3 separate regions of the Mus musculus genome follow, and all the other regions are linked to region 2. Evidence: chromatin loops called from intact Hi-C (ENCODE). Cell type or tissue: heart. All regions are shown on one strand. Links, peaks and the distances in the headings refer to the core of each region. The heading gives the core; the rest is flanking DNA.

Evidence for each region. Peaks named below come from ENCODE experiments on the same cell type or tissue, not always from the same donor. Only the 100,000 strongest peaks of a DNase experiment are listed, where the experiment ranks them.
Region 1: it touches region 2 in a loop (9-fold over the local background); 40 of 42 quality-filtered maps call a loop at or near these places.
Region 3: a loop joins it to region 2, with 2.6 times the contacts of the local background. A loop is called at or near these places in 5 of 42 quality-filtered maps.

The regions. Positions count from the first base shown.
Region 1 is chr2:156,525,979-156,533,907 of GRCm38, reverse strand. Epb41l1 (erythrocyte membrane protein band 4.1 like 1) reads right to left here. Exons shown (of 25, transcript NM_001368800.1): 19 at 6,915-7,019; 20 at 4,438-4,518; 21 at 41-127. Among named protein-coding and RNA genes, the nearest start is that of Aar2, 18 kb to the left of the region's middle. In heart, for the core only: a CTCF peak has its summit at 3,919 (motif pointing left); no DNase peak of the experiment used is centred there; H3K27me3 peaks cover 845 bases.
Region 2 is chr2:156,701,437-156,709,365 of GRCm38, reverse strand. It overlaps Dlgap4 (DLG associated protein 4), which reads right to left. Exons shown (of 13, transcript NM_146128.6): 3 at 7,692-7,929; 4 at 4,712-4,956; 5 at 3,396-3,510; 6 at 2,238-2,288. It overlaps Gm34111 (a long non-coding RNA gene), which reads left to right and starts at 1,365. Exons shown (of 2, transcript XR_375168.1): 1 at 1,365-1,396. In heart, for the core only: no CTCF peak of the experiment used is centred there; a DNase peak (open chromatin) is centred at 3,655; H3K27me3 peaks cover 2,926 bases.
Region 3 is chr2:156,301,943-156,309,871 of GRCm38, reverse strand. Phf20 (PHD finger protein 20) reads right to left here. Exons shown (of 18, transcript NM_172674.2): 16 at 6,693-7,089; 17 at 5,058-5,241; 18 at 1-2,578. The coding sequence ends at 2,436. Among named protein-coding and RNA genes, the nearest start is that of Cnbd2, 6.6 kb to the left of the region's middle. In heart, for the core only: CTCF peaks have their summits at 2,439 (motif pointing right) and 3,867 (motif pointing left); no DNase peak of the experiment used is centred there.

The DNA of each region.
Region 1 (7,929 bases), core at 1,290-6,289, 180 kb after region 2:
GCTCCGAGTCCCCTAGCCTGAGCTGGCCCTGCCTACTTACCGGTGAAAGAGAACGGATTTCCGTGGCCACCGTCTGTGGGCCTGGGATCATGGCAGCTGCCCCCTTCCCGGACTTGAGACTGTTCTCCTGGGGAGACAATAGTGCTCAGATGGCCAGGTCTCAGTTCAATAGGTCTCCAGGATAGCCAGGGCATGTGACCATGTGGTTATCATCACCATGGGGTTGAGAAGTGACACAGAAGCAGAGAGCTGAGGCATTCAACCCCCAGAGACTCAATCCCCATAGACACACACTTGCATGCTTGCTTATAGACTCACTCGACAAAGATATACTGGATCCCCACTATTAGGGAGTCACAGTGAACAAGATATGGTACTGCTCTCTGGAAGCACTAAAAGTCAGGAAGCCCAGGCTCTTGTCCTGGACCTGCTGTGGACCTTGAGGCAGAACCATTTCCTCCCTACTGTCTGTGAAAAAGGACCTTCGCCTAATCCCATTGTGCCCATAAGTGAAGAACATAGGTAAACAAAAGCTGCCGGTAAATTCAGGAGCACAGGCAGATGGATCTTGTAAGTACTTCCTGGTACCTGCTAGGCACTAAACATTCCACTAGCTGGGTGCCTATGTGAGACCTCACTTAACCTTCAAAGCCACTGAAGGCAGTTCTTGGTAGCAAGAACTTGTTCTGCAGAGGACACACAGGAGGGAAAACTATAGTATGTGGCTTGTTCAAGTCTCATGGCAAGTCAGTGGTGATAGCAGACATTAACTCTGAGCGAGCAGCCTCCAAGGCTGTAGGTGCTGGTGGCTGTCCCAGCACTTGGCCCTTGGAGCCGTCACTCTTGAGCCAGCTTCCCTGGTCTCGTCCTGGATCATAACTATTCTATCTGCCTGGAATTGCCTTAGACTTAGTGTCCCATATCTGGGTAAGAGACACCAAGGTTCTCTCTGCTGCCTCTCACTTCTGCATAGTCTCCAGCTAACCTCTATTATGCAGCATCTCAGACAAACGGACGCCAGTCTTGTTTTGTGCGTGGCAACGAACCCTACCGAAGCATGGGGAAGGACAGAGCCTTCTGCTCCATCCTCGCCTCTGCTAAGCCAGCTCCTGCCCAGACTGTTGGTGGCCAGGTCACTTGGCACAGCACCATAAGGCACATTCCCTATAGCAACTTAGATTCCAGACTGCAAAGGTCATTTCTAGGAGAGTGTTCTTCCTCTGGCTTAGGGAGCGACCATCATCCCTTTGATCCTTCTATCCCTCAGACCACACTCTCATAGTCTCTTATTCTTCATGTTCTCTCTTTGCCTGAGGCCAGCGTCCAAAGCTCATCTTCATCTTTGCATCGAAAACAAAAGCCACTAAAGGGGACACAGGCTGTTCAAGGCCTAGGTCTTTTCTTCTCCCTGCCCTGGATGTGTGCATAGCTAGGGCCATCTCTCAACTCATGGAAGCACAGTTCTCCTTGGGCAAGGCTAACCCTCTATCTCTCCCCAGGGCTCCCCTCTACCCACTCAGATACCCAGGAAATTCTACCGCTTCACTGATGCCACAACTATATCCCTCTACCTGTCATGCAGATTTTTCTTGAACCCCAAATCTTCAAAACCAATTTTCTCCTGGGCCTTTCCTGGAAACACTCCATCGGCTCCTCACACGTCAAGTCTGCAGGGTAACTGGCTGCCAGCTCCTAACATACAAATATCACACTCCTCTCACACGGGATCCCTTGTGAACAGGCTGCCAAGCTTCTCCTGGCTTCTGAATTAGACTTTTCGGAGCCGGGTGAGGAACGTGCCTTTGTCACAGGTACCTGGGACCACACTGTAAGAACCACTGGCCAGTAAACACTGTCCCCAGCCCATCTGTCCTGTCTCCAGAACATCTTACCAGAAAGCAAATACTGTACTTTCCTGCTCCAGGACTTTCTAGTCCCTAAATCTCTGCTGCAGCCACCCTCTTGAACCCTGGTGGCGCTCCAGCTAGACAGCAGCCCTTAGGTCCCCACCGTCTTCTGTCCTTACGTGGGTCCCAGGGATCCAGGCACTGTCTCCTCCAGTGCCAGACTCACAGTGCCTAGAACAGTACTTCACACATCGTGGGTGTTCAGTAAATATTTATTAAGGGAAGCAAAGAGGCTGGAAGGAGGAAGGGGAAGCAGGAGGGAGGAATCTTTGTTCCAGGCCACACTCCACACATGCCGATGGTCTAATGCACTCGCAGCTGATCCCCTGCTTCTACTCCAAAGGCACCATTCCCCTCTTGTTTCCAGAATCAAGTTTAAACCATCCTACACACACCGCAAACCCTTCCCGCTCTGGTTCAGTCTGTCTTCTCAGCCCTCTTCCTCCTCCCCCTCCCCTTCCTGTACACATCTGTACACATCTGCCACCCAGATGTGCTTCTTCACCTGCAGGCCTTACACCTGCTCTCACAGGCTGGAAGCATCCTCCTGTGGCCATGCCCACCCCCATCCATCCTTTCCTCATAGCTCCGCTGACCCTGCCTATGCTATAGACAACTTCCTCACATCCTCCCAGCAGCTGTGTTACCCTCCTGGCTCCTCCCAGCAGCCCCTAGCCTGTTGCACTGTTCCATGAAGGCAAGAAAGAGACAGCATTAGCTGACTTCTCGATACACTACAGGCCAGGTGTTGTTTTGCAGGCTTCCCAGAGGGTACTTGCTGGGTCTCACACAAACCTTTCTCCCACTCCATTTTACAGATGTGGCAAGAAGGCTTAGAGAGGTTCAGGTGACTTGCCCAAGGCCATCCAGCCAGGAAGTGAGAAGGGTGGGCCTTGCTCATCACTGTGCCCAGGAGCTGCACACGTGACAGGCACCTGTGATGGCAGCACAATGGATGCTGGTGGGCACTGCAGCTCTGTATCCCTGTGCTAGGCAGACAGACTCATCACTGGCTTTGAAACAAATGAATGGATGAATGGATGGATGAGGAGATGAATGAAGTTAACTGTCTACGTGCCATAATGACATTTACATTTACCCTTACAAGTATCTCAGTGCCTAAGAGTAATGGTTGGGAGGGGGAGAAAGAACCGAGTGATCAGAGATACATGTGCCATCTGGTAACTGGCTGTTTATCGATCCTGGGGTCGGTTTACTTAAAACCCACCTGCTGAGGAGTCGGACTTAATGACATTATCTTCCCAGGAATAGGTCCGGAGTTGGACAAGGGACGGCATTCACAAGCATCTCTCAATAGCTCAAGAGTATCTGGATGAGGTATCACTACATTCTGCAGCCCCAGGCCCCAGAACTGATGTTCCCACAGGTCAGGACATGGGCAGAGCAGAGAGACTGACAGTGAAAGTGGAACTTCCAATGTCACAATGCCTGAGGCTAAACTGAGATTTATTGGTCATGTGACCTTGGGTTCATCTCTTTATCCCCCTGAACTTAAGTTTTCTCATTTGTAAAGGATGCAGGAGAAAGAACAGCAGATAACCACGGTTAATAAGCCAAAGGTCAAACATCTCAGGAGGCTGTCTGACACAGAAACCTGTGTGCAGAATAACAGGTCTGTACTGTTCCTAAAGGCTCTAGAGCGACAGTTCTCAACCTGAGGGTCGTGACCTAGGGACCCTTTCACAGGGTTCACGTATCAGATATCTACATTCTGATTCATAACTAGCAAAATTACAGTCATGAAGTAGCAACAAAATAATTTTATGGTTGGGGTCACCGCAACCCCAGGAGCTGTATTAAAGGGCTGTAGCAGTAGGAAAGTTGAGAACTGCTGCTCTAGAGTCCCATACGATGAGAATACTTGAGACCAAGTACTTTTCATTACTGGTCAGACAGCAAATAAATAGCAAAATCCACAAGGTCCCTTAAAAGGTGTCAAAAAAAAAAAAAAAAACCCTGAATATTCCAACCAGGTTCACTGCTGCCATCTACTGGCTATAGTGAGAAAGTGGTCTGCAACACTGAGGGTGGTTTGGGGTTGCTGGCTGGCTGGAGGATGGGGTGGGATGGGGGCTTTCCGGCAGGTAGATTTGCCTGGAATTGCAAGATTCCTGCATGCTGAGAATCTGATCATTTTACTCTCCCTCTACCCCTGCATGCTTGGGATGGCCCAAATAACTGAGAGTCAGGGCCTCTGCTCCACACATTGTTCAATTGGCAAAACCGAAGACTGGCAATCTGTACTAGAGCAGTCAAGGTACCAGACAACAGGAACCTGGTCATCTGTCTCACTGCCATGAGGGCATCTGAGGCTTGCTGAAGCAGTTTCCAGGTTCTGGGTACTGGGAGGAGAGGGGGGGGGAGAGAGAGAGAGAGGGAGAGAGAGAGAGAGAGAGAGAGAGAGAGAGAGAGAGAGAGAGAGAGAGAGAGAGAGAGAGAGAGAGAGAGAGAGAGAGAGAGAGAGAGTAAGGGGTGGGTAAGAGAGGGGAGCTTCCTGGGTTCCACTTACCATGGTGGTTGAGATGGTCTCTGTGGTGATGCAGGGGGGAGTTGTCATGAAGTCTTTCACCATTGGAGTACCCCCATCAACCTATGAGGCAGAGAAGGAGGCATGAGAGATGACAGGACTACACGTATCTGTAGTATCTGTCACCTGGCTTATAGTTACAAGGTGACAGGTTTCAGGAGTGGACATGCACTGGGGGTGCTCACACTGTACTGCAGAGGGGCCCCAAGGCTCTTCAAAGACTTCATTTCAACCACTGTATTGGACAAAGCAACCAGGCAAGTTGGTGAATTCCATTCAACCTTGGAAGTTACCCTTTGATGTCATGTTGGTTAGTTTAATGTCAATTTGACAACAAGCTAAAGTCATTTGGGAAGAGGAACTCTCAACTGGTAAAATGTCTCAGACTGGCCTATGGGCAGTCTGTCAGGCATTCTCTTGATTAATGACTGATGTGGGAGGGCCCAGGTCACTGGAGGAGGTACCAACCCTGTGCAGATGGTACTGTATGATATAAGAAAGTAGGCTAAAGTTGGCTGGCACTCAGGAGACAGAGACAGGCAGATTTCTGTGAGTTCAAGGCCAGCCTAGTCTATAAAGCAACTTCCAGGACAGCCAGAGATACAGAGATACCCTGTCTCAAAAGGAAAGAAAGAAGAAAAAGAAAGAAAGAAAGAAAGAAAGAAAGAAAGAAAGAAAGAAAGAAAGGAAGGAAGGAAGGAAGGAAGGAAGGAAGGAAGGAAGGAAGGAAAAAAGAAAGAAAGAGAGAAACAAAGAAACAAAGGAAGGAAGGACTGAAAGAAAGTAGGCTGAGCAAGCCACGAAGAGCAACCAGTAAGCAACACTCCTCCATGGCCTCTGCTTCAGTTCCTGTCCCCAGGTTCCTGGCTGAAGTTCCCTCCGTGATGGGTGTGACCTGAGAGTTCTAAGCTGAAATAAACCCTCTCCTCCCCAAGTTGCTTCTGATCATGTTTTATCCCAGTGATAGAAACCCTAACTACAACAGAAGTTGATACTTCTAAAAGTCCACCAAGAAATATGAACAAGGAAACTTTACCATAGCACTGAATACTGGGAAAGATAAAATCCATCACAGGGTCCAGTGAGGGGAGACGGAAACACAGTTAGGACATGCTTCCCCAGTGGACATGGGGCTGGGAGGTAAAGTGCTCACTTAACATGCATGCATGAAGCTTGGGTTCTATTCCCAGACCCCATTTAAAAAATGCAAAAATTAGGTATTTGCTGCAACCTGCAATCTCATCATCACATGGGAGGTAGAAGCAGGAGGAAGCCCAAGGTCACCTTCAGCAGCACAATAAGTTTGAGGCCAGTCTGAGATACCTAACAGGGACCCTGTCTCATGAAGACAGAAGTGAAGGAGGAGGGACAGAGACAGAGAGACAGATAGAGACAGAGACAGCAATTGAGTAAATTCTAAGCTTGTTGAGGGCAAAGGATATACTGTAAGAGTCAGTGGTCTTATTTATCTAATAACTTTAAGTATGAACAGATGTGAACATCTGTGTTAGTATCTTCTCCCAGGAGACAACATATAGATAATGTCATCCAGTCTATTGACTTTTATAACTGGACATTTTGATGTTTTGATGACACCAGGTTATGGGATTTAAGGTCGTTTTGATTTCTTTATCCTTTGCATTAAAAACAAAGGTTGCTAAAACAAAGCAAGCCAGGGAGGGCAGAGGCCTGTCTGGGGTAGCCAGCTTACGACTCTCTAACGGCAGGAGCAGCTGCAAAGCCATTACTTGGCATACTGTAACAGTAGGAGAAAAAAATCTGGAAAATACATTTGTGTTATTTTATGTCATATTCAGAATGCCTGTGCTGGGGGTGGAACCCCAGGTAAGGACTCTGCTCTTGGTCACCAGGAGAAGGGACTGAGCTCTGAAGTCCTGTGGCAAGAAGAACCAGGGGCAATCCCTCAGACTTATACATTTTAAAAGTTGAAGAGCCACAGAGGACACACAGGAAGTGTGCACTAAGCTGTGAGCTGTTCCCAGGCAAGCTAGCCTTCTCCAGGGTGCAAGCTAGTTTCACCTCACTAACACATTCTTCAGTCATTTGGGCCTGGTTTGTTCATCTTTCCAATCGAATGTGGAACCTCCATGCATAAAAAATGACCCAGATAAGCTGTTCTGAACAACCAGTGACTGAGAGGTCTCCTTTTCTCTCCCCCAAGCTGCCTTGGAAAGATCCTCTCCACACGTATCAAGCAGCCTGAAAGCCATGCCTCTAAACTGCTAGCCATGAGCACTGAACACCCCCAGGAGGAGGGGGGGGAGGCAACATCACCCCCATTTACAGATGGGAAAGCATGGTTTTTCCCTGTTCCGTGTCTGACCTCAGGGAGGATGAAGGGAAGGAAAAGGTTGACCAAAGGGCTTGGCCACTTCAGTGAGGATCCTATGTTCAAATGGCCGGTCCCTGTGTCAGGTTACAGTAGGGGCACAGGTTACCTGGGTGCTGTCTGCAGCGGAGACTCTGCTTTGCAGCATGGCCTCTGGCTCAATCTTCTTCCTGATTGCCAGACTGCTGACGGTCATGGTTTCTGCTTTCACAGACTACAGGAACATAAAGGGGACACGTGAAAACTCAAGCCTAGACACAACTCCTCTTCACAGACAACAGGGATGCAGGAGGAGAAAGCTCTCTCCCAACCCCACGGAAAAGTATGTAAAGGCATGGTTGGTGTCACTGAGAAAGGACCCAAAGAGAGAGAGCCAAGGCCACTGCCTGCATGAGGAGGGCCTGACCCCATGCTTCAGGGCTGCATGTCTTTTGAGGCTGTATTGGTGTGGTTAAACTCAATGCTCAGCGTTCTCCTTACACACACGTCGCCTACACCTTTTAGTCACTTCGTGCAAACTGCTGCTCAGTGGAAGAACTACACACGGAAGTATCCAGGGGCCAGGCAACAGATGGGAACAGGCGAGGAGGCTAGCTGGCCGAAAGATATGGAAAGCATGGGGGATTCCATTCAGGTGTGGATTTATCGTCGCCTCTGCATGGTGGGCTTTTCTTTGGTATATTTTTTATGATATAAAAAAACACAATGTAATTTTAAAAATTAAAGCCAGAGAAAACACATCAGTTGGCTTTACAAACCGTATCCTAGGTGTCTCAAGCTAAATGATCAGCTTCTATTGACTCGACTCTCAGGCCTAGTTCATGGCTTTACACACTGTAGGTCTGATAAATGGATCTAGCTTTTCATGTGGTTGGAAGGAAGAGGGAGAAAGGAGAGATTCTTCCAGAATCCTGGTATCTAGCTGCTCATTCGTTTATCGTCCCTTGGTACCGAGTGTACCTTAGAACAGCTAAGACCTGGTGGGAGAAGGGCAGAGCAACCAGCCATTGCCCTGACTGTGCTGGAAATGTTAGAGCCAAAGTGGCAGGACAGAGCAGGATGCTGTAGGGCTAGTACTGCCTCCCAGGTAGCCAGAAAAGCACGGAGAGAGGTGCGTGAGCTGT
Region 2 (7,929 bases), core at 975-5,974:
TGCTGCCATGGTAGCTATGAGACACACATGACCATGCCATTTAGGTTTAAATCAACTAGAATTGAATAAAGTTTGGTAGACATACTAGTCATATTTCACTGGGTCAAAAGCCACATGGGCAGGCATGGGTTGTAGACCATTAGCTATCACTGCAGGGAGTTCCACTGGACAATCTGTTAAGATAAAAATCAGGCCACATAGCATACCCAAAATACATCTACAGAGGACATTAAAGCATAATGTTACCTTTGAAAGCTGAAAACTAAGGAATTTTTGAGTCTCTGTGACTGCCCAGGGCAACAAGGTCTTGCTTTGGGTCCGCACCATAGGAACAGAGCTCTGAAGCAGACCGCCCAGGTTTCAACTGTGGGCCCATTGTCTCCCTTACAGTATGAATGTGGGCAAATCATCTACTCTGTGCCTCAGTTTTCCATCTATAAAATGGGGCTGATAACAGTATTAATTTCAAAGTGCCATCAAAACTAAATGAGGGCTGGGTATAGTTGCCCATCTCGGAGCTTGGGATGTAGAGGCAGGGGGATCAGGATCTTAAGGCTGCATAGGAAGGTTAAGGCCAGTCTGGGATATGAGACCCTGTCTCCAAACAAAACCAAGATCACACAAGTGAACTCATCACCTGGTCACAACGGAGTCCAGGAAAGACTCACTGGTCACACACACCTGATAATGCAGGAAGCTGTGTGCAATGAACAAGTACTTATAAATGTTTGTGCAGACACCTCCCAAACTGATAGGAGGTGTCAGGTAGTCCGTGTGCGTCTCCCTGAGGGCTTCCTATGCACAGGTGCTTCTGTGCTTGTTAATGTCAACATGTTTCCATACACCCATGGGAGCTGCAGGATAGAGATCTGCCTGGCCTACAGGGCACTCCTTACAGAGTAAACGCACCGTTCTGCAACATGGGGAGGGGCACAGCAATACCATGGTGGGAATTAGGAGACAGCCAGCACTAGCTTTGCCACCCTGTGTTCTGTGCCTTGGGAGACATGCCCACCCCTGACCAAGATGAAAGGCTGGGTTCTGGGTACATTTCTGTTGAGGTTTGGTCTGTTGCTGTGTATTGTAACCCCCCAGTAACTGTCGAAGCCAAAGAAAATAACCATGGTCTGAGTCTCATTCATTCCTAAGCTAGACAGGGGATGTGATGGTTTGAGTATGCTTGGTCCAGGGGGTGGCACTATTTGGAGGGGTAGTCTTGTTGGAGGAAGTGTGTCACTGTGGGCATGGGCTTTAAGACCCTCCTCCTAATCATGTGGGAGCCAGTCTTCTCTTTGCAGCCTTCAGATGAAGATGTAGACTCTCAGCTCCTCCTATACCATGCCTGCCTGGATGCTGCCATGATCCTGCCTGGATGATGGACTGAACCTCTGAATCTGTAAGCCAGCCCCAATTAAATGTTGTCTGTATGAGTTGCCTTGGTCATGGTGTCTGTTCACAGCAGTAAAACCCTAACTGAGATCGGGGGGGGGGGGTAAGTTTAAATTGGGTCAACTGCACATTTCCTGCCCCTTTTCTGGCCTTGGAGCTGAGAGGCGAGGGCCCACTCCAGGCACGGGTGTCCAGAAGAAGTATAATTCAGACAGACACAGAGACAGCCACAGCCACACTGGCATCACACTACCAACTTTTATAGAGTTAAAAGCTTCCATATTCACGCCAACACCCCACATCCTTAAAGGGTCACTGGGACTCTGGAAAGAGGAAAACCCAGGGACCTGAACCTGTTAGAGAATGTCTCCAAGCCTCTAACCTGTCTAAACAGAAGCCTTCCTGGTCTCACGCAGGGAGAGAGAGGCAGAGGGTGGGTGGGTGGTTCCTCAGGGAGACAGTCCATCACCATTCTCACTGCAAACCAGCTTGGGTGCGACAGACCAACCAGTTCCCCTGGCCTGACTCGGGGAGGCAGGAGACCTCATGGTTCTCCTCCACTGCCCTGCTTCTGCTCCACTGCCCTGCAGCGACTTCTTGTCCATCCACAGAGCCTCACTGTGCTTTCCAGTTGTAAGAACAAAGTAAGACACAGTGAAGCGATAGCTCAGGTCAGGACATGATGATGTCACCTCACCTCCATCCTCACGCGGGGATGGGGGTGGGCTGCTGGCTAACACAGCTCTGCTTGGACTGAACCCAGGCTGAGTACCTGGACCCCTCCTCTGAAGGCTTAGGACCCAGCCCTGTACTCTGGTTTGGGGATCAACACTGGCGAACATACTGACCTGTTGATCATGGCCAAACAACTGGGGGATCAGGGAAGCCTGTCCAAAAACCTGTAGGAGAGAGAGGGTGCAGTTTACAGGAGGGCCAGGCCTAGTGCAGGCTACTCAGGATGCTTCCTTACCCTGGATGGATTCTGTTTTGAAGGAGTTTTGCCTGGCTTCCTCAGGGACGGAAGCTCCTTCCAGGGCTGGCGGTATGGAGGACATGTCCTCTGCACCCTTCCTGACACACGGGTGCTTTGCCTACTTCTTTTCTCTTGGGCTGGCAGCCCAGTCAGAAACACAGGTCAGAGACGGTACCCAGGACCACCTTTTCCTGGACAGTAGGCAACTTTAGGGTCACCTATGGCAGCTTGAGACAGTCAACCTTTTAGGGGTAAAATTTTGGGGAAAGGAACCCTGGATTAGATGGGAACTTGGGCTGGAAAAGGAACAGTGGGTGAAGTCTGTGGGGGGACCCCCAACACGGCAGATTCCAGATGCCTTTCTGTATAAGGGCAAAGACATTCTGGGTACCTGGGGCAGGCAGGGATGGAGATAGAGTATGTGAAGGACAGCTATGGAGATGGAGGCACACAGAAGACCTGTGGAAAATGTAGTGAACAAGGGGAGAAAAGGGCAGAGAGGGAGCGAGGGAAGAAGGGAGGGTGGGAGAGAGAGAGACAGACAGAGAGAGAGAGAGAGACAGAGAGAGAAAAGAAGGAGGAGGAGGAGGAAGAGGAGGAAGGGAGGGAAGGAGACAGAGACACTGACTGACTGACTGACTGACTGACTGACTGACTGGAGGGGACAGACACAGTAAGACAGGAGAGAGCTGGTGAGATGGGTGAGCCTACACATGACACGTCTACTGAGAAAACACCTAATGAGCCTCTGCCTGCCCAGATGATGAACCTACAGGGAGCACGAGTGTGTAGGGAAACCCTGGCCTCAGGAGGAAGCATGGCACAGGCATCAGTGAGCTAATCTGATTCCAGGGACCAGGGAGTGGTAGGTTAACGGGGGCCTGGGAGCAGCATCAGGGACTGCTGTATGCAGGGTGACCAGGAAACGCCTCTCAGAGGGAACATCTGAGACGTGGAGGCAGCAGCTGAACAGAGCTCTGGACAGACAGCGATGCACCGCACCGATCCCTCTGTCCCCCCCAGTCACCCTCACCTGGCTGATACAGCTGGAGTCATTGAGGCTGTCACTGATGGGGTTGTAGTCGTCTTCCCAGCTGGGGCACTTGGAAGGCAGCAGCATGTCCACTGAATCCAAGCGGTCCAAACTCCTGGCAGGGAAAGGGGTAGACAGGGCTCAGCCTGGGAACCGAGGCCAGGATGGAGAAGACTGTCCAAGACTATTCAACTGCTGAGGGCAAGTGGAAGCGCTGCCAGCCTGGGCAAGGTGGGGGGCTCCAAGCAAAGGGAGAACTTCCACCTTTGGGAGACCTAATAAAATAAATCAGTGGCAGACAGCCTTCGCCTGTCATGCCCACTGTGGCCTCAAGGTGGCAGCATATGCTTGCATTTGCCTGTTTTAAACTGGAGGCCATGCAACCTAGTCAGCCGCTTACAAAACTGAAAATCAGAGGTAATTCCAGAGACTAGACAGAGGTGGGTTGAGGCCAATAGCCTTGGTATTTACTGGAAAATGCCCGAAGGTCCTCAGGGGCCACTGTGACATCCAGATACGGACCTGCTGCTTGCCCTGAGGACCTAGTTTCTCAGTCTTTCTCATATTACCTACCCCTGGACCTCCCCAGCCTTATTCTAGGTCAGTTTGGGCTCCTGATATAGGGCTTGGATTAGCCTCCAGCTTTCTGTAGAGTGCCTAGCGAGTCACCACCTCTTGCTCCCACTTCATGGTCCTTATTTACGGAATGGGGGTGACACATTGCTAGCCCTCGGGTAAGGACTTCAGGCTGCAGATGCAGGCCAAGCACAGTAGCCAGCAAGGCCAGGGTCAACGGACAGCAATCATTACCATTACTCTCACCTGTCATGAAGGGTAACGGACCCTGGGGCAACTCACCTATGCACATGGCTCCTGCGGCAGAATTTAGCTAAACCAGTTCCCCAAATTACCACTATGAGCAGGGCTTAACTGTAAGTGGGCTGTTTGGGAGACAAGTTGTTAGCAGGCAGGGCTAACCTAAGCATGAGAAAACTCTTATAGGGGGATAGTCACTAGGACTTGCATGAGAGCCGAGAAACAGGGTCCATCAGCAGGCCAGGGTTCTGCTAGGGTGGCCAAAGTGAAGGAAGGCGAGGCTCCCGAGACACAGGGCATGCAGTGTGAGGCTCACCTAAGGGACACAGCTGATCTAAGGTTAGGACTGCAAGTTCTGAGACCTTCCTCGGGTGGAAATACTGTCAGGACAGGCTCCCATTAAGTTAAAGTGGTGGCTTTTACAGGGTTCAACTCAAGGGGCGTGACGTACACGAAGGGGTGGGGCTCTAGCGGGGCTGTCATTCTAGACTGGAACTCACCGTCGAGGGTTGCTCTGCTCTCCCAGGGACTGCTGCGTAGCCCTCAGGTAGCTCTGACGCCGCGCTGCAGTCTTGGGTGAAGGTTTGGGGCTACCACCCCCAGACTCATCACTGTCTTCATCGCCCATGGCCTTGATATAGCTGCCACTGCGCATGCGCCGGCACGGGATGGGCCCCTCAGCGGTGCTATCCATGTCTCGAGGGGATAGCAGCGTGGTGCTCCACTCTCCCCCTCCGCCGGGCACCTGGAATATCCGAAGACAGGGATTCAGATGGGACCTAGCAGCCAGCCAGGTTTCCAGCCAGTCACTCAGAGAATAGAGTCTCGCAGACCCCTCCATTTTCACTTTGAGCCTTCTCTGCTGGCTTTTTGTCCTTGATCACCCAGCATCAGCAAGCCCTGGGCCAGGAAGATTACCTGAGTTCTAGAGGCCTCTTTGTCACAGCTTGAGTGCCTGGCCTTACCCAAGTCCATTTCCTTTCAAGCTGGGTTCGTTCCAGCCAAACTCCCCACTCCTGTGATCACTGTGGTTTCTCTGCAGCTACACTTACCCGGCACTCCTTGTGCCCCATCTCCTCTCATGACACTCCAGGGGATGGAACAGGAGCCCATAGTGAGAGGGTTCCAAAGGAAAGAACTCTCCCACAAACAGACCCCAAGATCTGGAACCTGAGCCTGGATCTACAATGGCCATTAGAGGTCCCTGGATGGGGATCAGAGACCCCCCCTAGTACATCAACGTGTTGCCCCAGAATCCACGATCTTTGTTCTAGACCCATCCGTGACAGAGGGGAGTGCTGTGCACAGCTGGTCATCCTGTTCCAAGTGGCTCTTCCACGTCTGTCACTGTCAGCTGCTCTGGGGTAGTAGGATGTGCAGTCTACACTCCCGTCTCTCGACTCACTCTTGGATACATGGTCACGTTGGGCACATCGTGGCATTTACATGCTTCAGAAGCTGGACCCATGTCCTGTGTGCATCTCAGCACACTGGAGCAGGCACACGCCTGGCCTGCTCTCCCATGCTCTTCAGCAGGCACTCCCAGCATGCTTCACACCTTCTCAAGGACACACTAGGGGCCTCATCATACCCTTCCAACAGAGATGACCCACGTGGAATGCCCCTGCGCCGCCACTGCGCCTGGGCACTAACACTACGTCATAAGACTGCCACCACACAGGGGGAAGCTGCTCTCTTCCCAAAGAATGCAGGTCTGCAGGTTTCTGGGCACACAAGCCCTCCATCGGGGATTCAAGCACATACTCCCTGATCAGTATGACGGGATGGTACCACACCCTTCTTGTACCTTTGATACTTGTGGCTACCTCCTGTTGAGGACCTACTCCTCAAACTCAGCCTTCCCTCACACCCCAGCCGACCAGCTAGTCACCAGGACCTATGACTTCTCCCTCCCAGGTCACCAGCTGGTCCATCCCTCAGCGAAGGGGACCCTGAGCATCTCTGCTCAGACCTTGTGGCCAGCCCACTGCTCACTCTATTCAGCAGGCAGCACAAGCCCCCAGAGCCCAGAGTCCTCTCCTGGTGTCTGGAAAGCATTTCCTACATCAGACCCAGCCACACTGAGTGGAGAGAGTGCAGGCCACACACTTCCCTTAAATGTCTAAACTAAGGTAGCAAACAGGCAGCCACAAAACCGCTCAATAGATTTAAAAGGTGGCCTCAATTTCAATTTCCTGCTACTGCAAAAACATGCTCTTCCCCCACGGTGTCACTGTCCCTGGCATTTTATATAGAAGGACAAGAATGTGAGCTTTGTGGCACCTTGGAGTTCATCTTTTCATAATGCATCTGATGTGATTTCTGCACACCAGCCAGGCCCATGCTTGCACACACTGTGGACAAAGTGCTCACTACTTACAAGAGCAACCCCTTCCATGTGTGACCTGTTCCTGTCGTTTCTACCACTGGGCTCCATCTACCCCCCCCCCCTGCCGCCATGGAGAACCCTGCCCTACCTCACTGTGCAGCGGCAATGCTGAAGCCAAGCCTTCAGCTACTCTTGGGTAGCAAAGCTTTACCTTATGAATTCCTCAGGACAAGCCTCCCTCTACCCCCATATACCAGGCCTTGGGACTGGTGGCCTCACACTGACCCCCCGTCTGTTCCTGGCCTGCAAGACTGTGGTGTGCTTATTTCTAGCCGTGGTGACTTCAGTACCCATGTGTCCATCTACCCTTTCTGAGCACTTCCTCCCCGCCAGACCCTGTCCTGGGCATTGGGTGGACATATGGCTGTATCCGCTGTGGTCTGAGTCCTTGAAGAGAATCCAGTCTCATGGGAGTGGCAGGAAGATGACCATTAGAATGTCATGTGTTGGTCCAGTGAGGGGTAGGGATGGCATAGCTTCTAGATCTGTCATCTAAAGGGCAGGGACATAGTTCAGTCTCTCTGGGACTGGGTTCCTGGGGGCCTAATTAATACACCTGCTGATAACATTGTGAGGACAGATATCCTCTTACTAACAGGCCCCCGACCTCTGATTCCACAGTTGAGCAAAGTAACGTTCAACATAAAGCCATCTCACCAGTGAATCTGTGCTCCAGCTGGGACTCCAAACCATAGCCACCCTGTCCTGCCCTCACCCTGCCTACCCCACCCCCACCCTGCCTATCCCACCCCCACCCTGCCTGCCCCACCCTCACCCACCTGCCCCACCCCCACCCTGTCTGCCCCCCCCTGCCTACCCTCCCGCCCCGCCTATCCCCCCCACTGTTTGCCCCCCCTCACCTGCCCCATCCCCACCCTGCCTACCCCTCCCTCACCCTGCCTACCCCACCTATCCCACCCCCACCCTGTCTGCCCCACCCTCACCCTTACCTGCCCCATCCCCACCCTGCCTACCCCACCCTCACCCTACTTGCCCCATCCCCACCCTGCCTGCCCCACTCCCACCCTGTCTGCCCCATCCTCACCCTACCTGCCCCACCCCGACACTGCCTGCCCCACCATCACCCCTACCTGCAGGTAATGGTAGGCCAAACCCTGGTGGCAGGATTTGGACTTGAGCAGGCTCTTATCCAAAGTGGCTGAGGTCTTCTGGCAGACCTCATGGGCATGACTGAGGGTCAGAGTGGACCAGGAACCACGTTTGACATAGTTGGTGTCGGTGCCCACTCCAAGGCTGGGACAGGTAGCAGGGGGAGCAGGCGGGGGCGGCGGGGCAGTCAGCTCGGTGGTAGTGTTCTTGGTGGTTTTG
Region 3 (7,929 bases), core at 1,290-6,289, 400 kb after region 2:
GTACAGTGCCTTCTGTCTAATAGCGTGTAAACACAGATACGTATCCACAGTGCAATGTTGGCTCAGCCAGGATCCACCTTGCATACATACTAAAGAATGACTGATCAAACCAGAACTGTTTTGTCAAGGTGACTTTCTATAGGTGGATAGGTTTTTTTAACAGACAGAACATAGGTAGTGCACATCTTTCTAAATGATAACATTGTTTGCAACAGATTCCAGTGCTCCAACTTAGGGGTGAATTCACTTTGACCCAGGAACTGGGAGTGGAGCCCCTCAACATGGCTTTAAGTTAGGGAAGAACTGAGGTTATCAGAATATGGGGTTTCTGCTTTGTTTCCCTAAAAACAAGTAATAATGAAACCAGATTATGTCCTTTACAAAACCTAAATGATAAACCCAGTAAGGACCACACGGCAAGATTAGCATCATTCAGTTTCTGCTTCCTTCTTTGAACCACACAAAACTGACTGCCTTCAAGGTTACAGCTTCCCCAGATGTGATACTTAAGAGTAGTTACATAAAAAGAAAAACCTCAATTTAAAATCCTTTATTACATTTGTGTGTATGTGTGTCACAGAACAACTTGAAGGTGTCAATTCTCTCTATTCGGTCCTGGGTCTTGAACTCAGGTCAGCAGGCTTGGTGGCAAGCACCTCTCCCAACTAAGCCACTTTGATGGCCCCAAATTAGTATCTAACAATCATCATACCTCACACAGTTGTAGCTTTAAGTATCTTGTTTCTTTCCCTTTCAGACAATCATCATACAAGTCTCAAAATGTAGCTCTATGATAAATTATCCAGAACCGTGATGGCATGTGTACTCTTGGAGCACTTCTTCCCACAAGAAGACATCAATGTGAGCAGTGGGAAGCAGCCTCTTGTAAGGGACTGTGTTGGCTTAATTACACATCACACATTCCCTAAGCTATGCCAGGTCACCTCATGCTTGCTCCACAGCACATTTTGTATCAGATGGTGAACAGATCTTTAGATAAGGGCATTCATTCCCTGAAGCTTCTCTGTACACAAGCCTGAATTTATGGCCATGATGGCCTGTTAGGCCTGAAACTTAACCATTCCTAAGGCAGCGAGAGGTGCTGCTGTTGGTAGCTACCGACATTGGCTCCTTAATGTTTACATAGTAAATATTTGCAGCCTAGAACATTACAGATTACAAAACTGATAATGAATCTGTGGATGTTGATGAATAAATCAAACAAAGTTTACCGTTAGTGATACAAAAACTGGTGAAAATGAAGTCCTCACAGCACGGAACCTTTTACATTTCACCTAATAAGATAAAACCAAGCAAACAACATAGCAATGACACATGGAACCAGAACCTGCGAAACAAGAAACAACACAAACATCTCTGTGAAGGTACAAAGAGGTTGTACCTGGACCATAAGCAGCATAATTACCTTCATCTCATAAAGTAACACAGACGGGGAATTGAAAGAGTGGAGTGGCTGGAGTGGCGACTGCTACCCCAGCCTCCAGGGAGGAGGGAAACAAGCAACAGAGTTGCAAGTTTGCGGATGAGACATAAAGTAAGGTAATTCCCACCTTCTTTGTAACAAATCTTTACAGTAAAAGAGTTCGAAAATTTTGGGAAACTTTTTTTCATAACTTTAAATAGAACTGGGAAGCAGTTGAAATTAGTAAGTGGGTAGAAAATGCTGTCCTTTGGGTTCCAGCCCCTGACTGCTTCCTCCTGGAATTCCTTGTAGATTCTCATTACATCAAGATTCTAGCTCCTCCTTTAGCAGTTTCACTTGGCTGCTGAAGCCCTGTACAGCCCAGCTGACTCTGGAGTGAAAACATAAAACCTTGTCCCTGGTACCGTGAAGCCATGCAAGAGACGAGGTGAGAAAATGGAAGTCTTGAGGAAGCAGAGCAGTAAGGACCCAGCCTTCAAAAAACTGCACGGCACAGTGAAGTCCCAGCATTCCAGTGAGGCTAAGGGATGAAAGCGGTGGGTGCCTGCTGCCCACACGACACACCAGGCAGAGAAACCGGAGGGGTTGGCACATGCCTCTACCTGACTCAAAAGTCAATTAAATAAACTGCAAATCGAATTTACAACTGTTTCCTACTAGGTTTTTATTTTTTTTGGCTCTCATTTTGTTTATCATCAGTGGCACGATTCCAATTGAAGATGTGCAAAGACTTGCTTCGTTCAACGATGTGCACAGAATGGGATTCTAAGACTATGTGCTGCCTTTGCAGTTGGCTTCCAGATCAAGAGAGCCCTGTCCTCCAGCAGCCAAAATGGTCTCTTTGTCCCCATGTCCATCACACTCCTGGCCAAATCCCTGAAGTCAGTCAGTGTCACGTGCATCCAGCATGCTAAGTTTATTTACTTAAATATGCGAAGCTCCCCTGGCAGAGGTGCCAGGCCTGTGCTCCAAATGTCTTGAGTGGCCAATTTCATGTCGAGCAGCAGAGGGCGATCTGCTGCACCTTGCCCAGGTCAGTCAGCAGCTGCTTGATGCAGTGCTTGAGCTGCGGAAGCCTGGCCAGTGGCTCTGGGGGCTCCAGCTCCCCAGTGTAGTCCAGCCAGCTCTCCAGCACTGCAGGTGAGAGGGGGGGGGAGATCCAGTGAGTGCTCAGAACCTGATTCACCCCAACCTTAGCTCAGCCAGTTTAAGCCAGGCTTCTTCAACACGGGCACCCCACAAAGCACTGCTCCAGGGCACAAAACCCTAATGCTAAGGTCTGCAGTGTGAACTACCCTCCGCAGGCTTCTGTTGGATACCTGGTCTTCAGCTGGTGATGCTATCTGGGGAGGAGTAGGTAGGTCACTAAGGGCCCGCCTTTGAGACGTTTACCAGCTCCCTGACCACCATGGTATAGATGGGTACCTCGACATGTGCTCCCGCCACCATGACAACTCTGAGATTATAAACTACTTAAGCCAATTTCCCTTCAAGTTGTTTCTGTCAGGTATTTGGTTACAGCAATGACAATATAAATGCTTCACAATAGTGCAGTCCTGAAGATGTCCTAGTTAGTGATTGAATGATCTATGTCTGTCCTCTCCAATACAGTCAGTGGCCACCAGCCAGATCAGATCCGGCTGTTATGCTCTGAGGGGCCAATGCAACTAAAAAACTCATCTGAATTGCATTTGCTTTAATTGTGTTAGCTAGCTGCTATTCTGCCACAGCAAAGCCCAGAAGGCTCTGAAGACAAATCTTTCCCACTGTAAATAGTTGTTGGGCTGCTAGAAAATCTATAGGGACTTTGAAAAGGTCTGGTTTTTGGTTTTTTAAGTCACTGTCAATTCTGATTTGCTTCATATTAATTCTTGATACACAATTATCAGCAGCATGAAATATACTTATTTTCTCCCTTTAAGAAGTTAGTGTAAGCCCATACTAGCTTTTGTTCCAGCAATCAGGTGGGGTCTCTTGAATTTGAGACTAGCCTAGCCCACACAGATCCTGTCTCAAAACTAATCTACTTCCTAAATGAAAGCTTTAAACTTCATCCTTCACTTTTAAGTTTTCTTGGCACCTCTTCAAGCCATGGGGGGAAGGTGAGCTGCAAATCAGAAGGATACATGTGAGGTCCTCTGGGAAGCCAAGACAGCCTGGCTTCCCACCTCAACCACTGGCCACTCAGAGAGCCCAGGCAACACGGAGGTAAGATCTGTGACGGCTCAGACTTCTCTCCTGAGGAAGAACTCCTCGGGCAACCACAGAACATTCCACACAGAGCAAGGAGGAGCCTCAGGTGGGCTGGAGAGAAGGTGGATGGTTAAGAGCACTGTCTGCTCTTCTAGAGGTACTCAGTTCAACCCCCAGCAACCATATGGTGGCTCATAGCTATCTGTAATGGGATCTAGTGCCCTCTTCTGGTACATATGGATAGAGCACTCACATACATAATAAAAGCCATGGGGCCTCATACAAGCTGGATGTCAGTGGGTCTGTCCCTCCCTTCATCTGCCAACAGGGCAACTCCATTTACTGTCACTTCAGAACTCTCATCAGCCCCTCTCCAACAGAAAAAGCATTAGTTTTTCTTTCTTTGAACAGCACTCTTGTATGTTGCTCAGGTTGGCTTTGAACTCAGTCCTGCCTCAGTTTCTTAAGTGCTAGGATTATAGGCAAGAGAAACACATGTTTGGCATGGTCTCTGCCTCAGGATGGCCCCAACCACAAAGGAACGCTAGCCAGGCCACATGACTGAAGCTTGTAAAACAAGGCCCTTGTCTTAAGAGTGACTTCCGGTGTGAGCTTTCCATAGCCGTAGTTACAGGCTTCAGAGCTTGACTGTAATTCACAGAATCCTCAAACACAGACTTACAAATTTGGTCCATTAAAAATTTTAAATTCCATTTTATTTATTTTGTGCCTGTATGGAGCTCAGGGATGGGGCCGTCAGGCTTAGAGGAAGCAGCTTTTACTTGTGGACAGCGCTCTAGGCCTGGAGCCCACCTTTCCAATGGAAACAAATAACCAAGAACAGTAAGTAAACCATCATGAAAGGGTTTTAACTCAAAACTAGAAGAGATGCCTCAGCCATGAAATCACTGCCTTGTGTAAATCTGAACTTGATCCCCAGAATGCACATTAAAAAACCTGAAAGGCTGGGCATGTGAGCTGCCCTGGGGGTGCTGGGAATTGAACCCAAGTCCTCTAGACCACAGTACTCTTAACCTCTGAGCCTTTGCTTCAACTCTATCTCTCCATAACAGTGTAGTTCCCTCAGAACTTAAGAAAAATGTGCTCAGGTTGTAAAGGCGCTATGCTTCGTCCGTGGGGTGCTGAGGCTAAGCTTGCTCTTGGCCACTAAGCTCTACTTAGCTTAGCCCTGCAGAGTTCCCACTGCAGACGGACTGGACATGTGAAGCAAGACCCCTGAGAGCCCCAGACTTTGTAAGAAACTAAACATTTTCAAAGTTACATTTGTCCTCACTGAGGGGAGAACTAGTCCAGATGGGGCTGAAGAGGCAAAAAAACAGCTGTCCTTGGACAGCAAGGCTGTGAACTTCAGAAGGCTTCAGAGGGAAGCTCAAGACTGATTTCAAGAAAGGAAACCTACCGTCCAGCTCCTTCTCAATGGAGTCCATCCGGTGCGTCACCTCATCCTGCAGGGACTCCACATGTGTGAGCAGGTTGAACTGCCACTGGTGCTGAGAGCTCACCAGCCCTTCTCCACCTCTGTCCAGCAGCTTCCTTGCAGGCGTCTCTTCTGGCAAGACATTCTTGGAAATGTACTCTCTCACCTGGGGGGGGGGGGGCATGCAGTGATGTGTACATCATTGGGCAGCCAGCCAGCTTTTCTCCAACTAGTCAGCATTATAACCCTCTGAAAAAGCAGTTGTGCGCCCAACCTCCAGCTGCCACTCACAGTACAGCCTCAGGCCAGCACAGCACCCATGGGGCTCAGGCACCACAGCACCCATGGGCTCAGATGCTTCCTCTGGCTGGCCCAGCGCCCGGCCTGAAGCAGGCCTCTCAGAAGCCCAAGGGCTGCCCAGAGCAGTGCTAGTGATGGTTAGGTTATTAGAGTCAGTTAGTGAGGCCTGGCTGTCTCTAGTGAATATGTGGCCTTGGTGAGGTAGTTCCCCTATCGGCAACAAGGATACAGTTTTCCCAGGTAACATTAGGATGAAACTATGGTGCTGGTATACAGTCAGCTTACCAGGGGGTTCCCTTGATAAGAAAAAGAACTTGGAGATTTTACATTGTGTTTCCACAGGACTGCTAGCCTTTTACTATAGTTTCAGATCTCAAACTTTTATTCATTTATTTAGGATGATAACAATTCATGGTAACATTTAGGGCTTCCTGTGTACAAAGCAATGTCCTGAAAGCTTCCTTGGATCTGATGAGGAAAGCCAAAACCAAAGTGACTGAACCTAGACTTGAAACTAATCTGCTACAAAAAGGCTATCCTCACACCCTAAGTAGACTTCCATAGACACTGGCAAGGACAGAAGCTGCAGGTGCAGACCACACCCTGGGAGCAGAGCTGGGATGCCGCCTCTTGGCAAGACACAGCAGTGCACTTAAGCTGCTGAGGCCAATCAATCCATAGGCTAAAGTGGAAGAAAGTAGGGATGACAGGGGCAGAGACCTGAAACCACACAAGGCCTCTTGCACAGAAGAGAGGCACAGTGGCACTCATGAAGAAGTAAAAATGGAGACTCTGGCATGCTACCTAGCATTCAGAACAGAGTTACTTAATAATGACAGAAACTAAATAACAAACCAAACATAAGGCTAGATCCTGGGGAAAATGCTCAGAGTAGCAAAGACTTTAATGACGGGTCTGGGAAAAAAAATAAAATTTTCTTAAAAACATTGTTATCTAACAACATACTTGACTTAAGTTCATGCTAATAATTTAGCACCTAGGTACAATTACGATGTAAATGATATTAAAGAAAAAAATTTCCTTATAGTTTTTCCAAGTTTGAATCAACTTCTAAGCTTCTCCTCTCTCTGTTCCTGACCCTGCAATTGTGCCATTTTGTGAAATTTCCTGGGACTAAAGGAGGTCCCTTAACTTTGTACACATCTTAACCTTAAAACAAAAACAAACAAAAACCAAAAGCCCTCTCTCTGATGAGCAAGTTTAATATGTCTATGAAGAAATGTCTTCCACAGGAGGTTGGCCCAGGACTCAGCAGCACAGCCATCAAGGAAGGAGTAAGTACAGGCAAACACCTACCTTTGGGGAGCTGGGTTTGGGATCTATGTCGCCTCTGCTCCTGTCTTGGTCGATGGGCCAGCCTAGGCGAGGGGAGAGGGAGTCGTCGCCGTTCTCACAGAGGGGGCTGACTGCAGCATCAAGGGCAGAGCCTCTCGTCTCCACGACCAGCCTCTGCTCCACAGCGGGATAATAGGCGCGAGGTTTCTGGTAGCAATGCTCACTGGTGATGTAAGACTCCTCCACAGATCGGGGCAGGGGCGATGGCTTCTCCACCGCCCCATTCAAAGTTCTATAGCTTGGGGACTCCTCGCTCCTGGCGTCTGTGATGTGGATGTGTCTGGGATGTGCTCTTCCCTCCCCCGAGTGCTGTTTCCAGGGCTGGCACCATAGCTGCAGATCAGGATGCTCTCTGCTTCTGTGGGGATGGCAACAAGAAACAGCGTTGAGAGTAGCAGGTACCACTGCAGAGTTCCTCTCATAAACATTCTCCAGTAAGGGACAGTGGCCTCTACCTGGGATATCTACCCACTTACCACACTGGGATGTGAACCTTCAGTCTCTTAGGAGGCCACTTCCCTAGGCTCCCACTGCAGGCACAGTGGATGCAACTAAACTTGGTTGCTCAACAGCAGCCAGTGAGCTCAGGCTCCTTCTGGCTTCTTTTGGAAACTAGTGTTACTAGTGGAAACTGTCAGCTACCAGCTCTGACTTTAAAGGTGCCTCACGCCACGCCTGATACATCACGCCACGTCTGATGCTCAGAACCACATGATAGAAGAGAACCAATTACCAAAAGATGTTCTTCTAACCTGCACACATATGCCGGGGCACATGCACTCATAAATACAACACAGTAAAAGCAAATTTGGTTTACTAACAAAAACCTAAACTCAATCAACTGCCAAAGTAACCCTGGCATGTGACAGCACTGATAATCACCCTGGCATGTGACAGCACTGATAATCACCAATTATCAACCAATTATCAACCACTAAAGTGCAGTAGTGCTGGGGTGAGTATGGATGGCCATTAATCATATTTTTTTTTCTTTCTTTCTTTTCCCGAGACAGGGCTTCTCTGTGTAGTCCTGGCTGTCCTGAACTCACTTTGTAGACCAGGCTGGCCTTGAACTCAGAGATCCACCTGCCTCTGACCCCAAGTGCTGGGATTAAAGGTGTGCACCACCACGCCCAGCATTTCTTTAAATAAAAAAATTACATTCTATTTTCAGCATTCCAAAGAAAAAAGTGGCCAG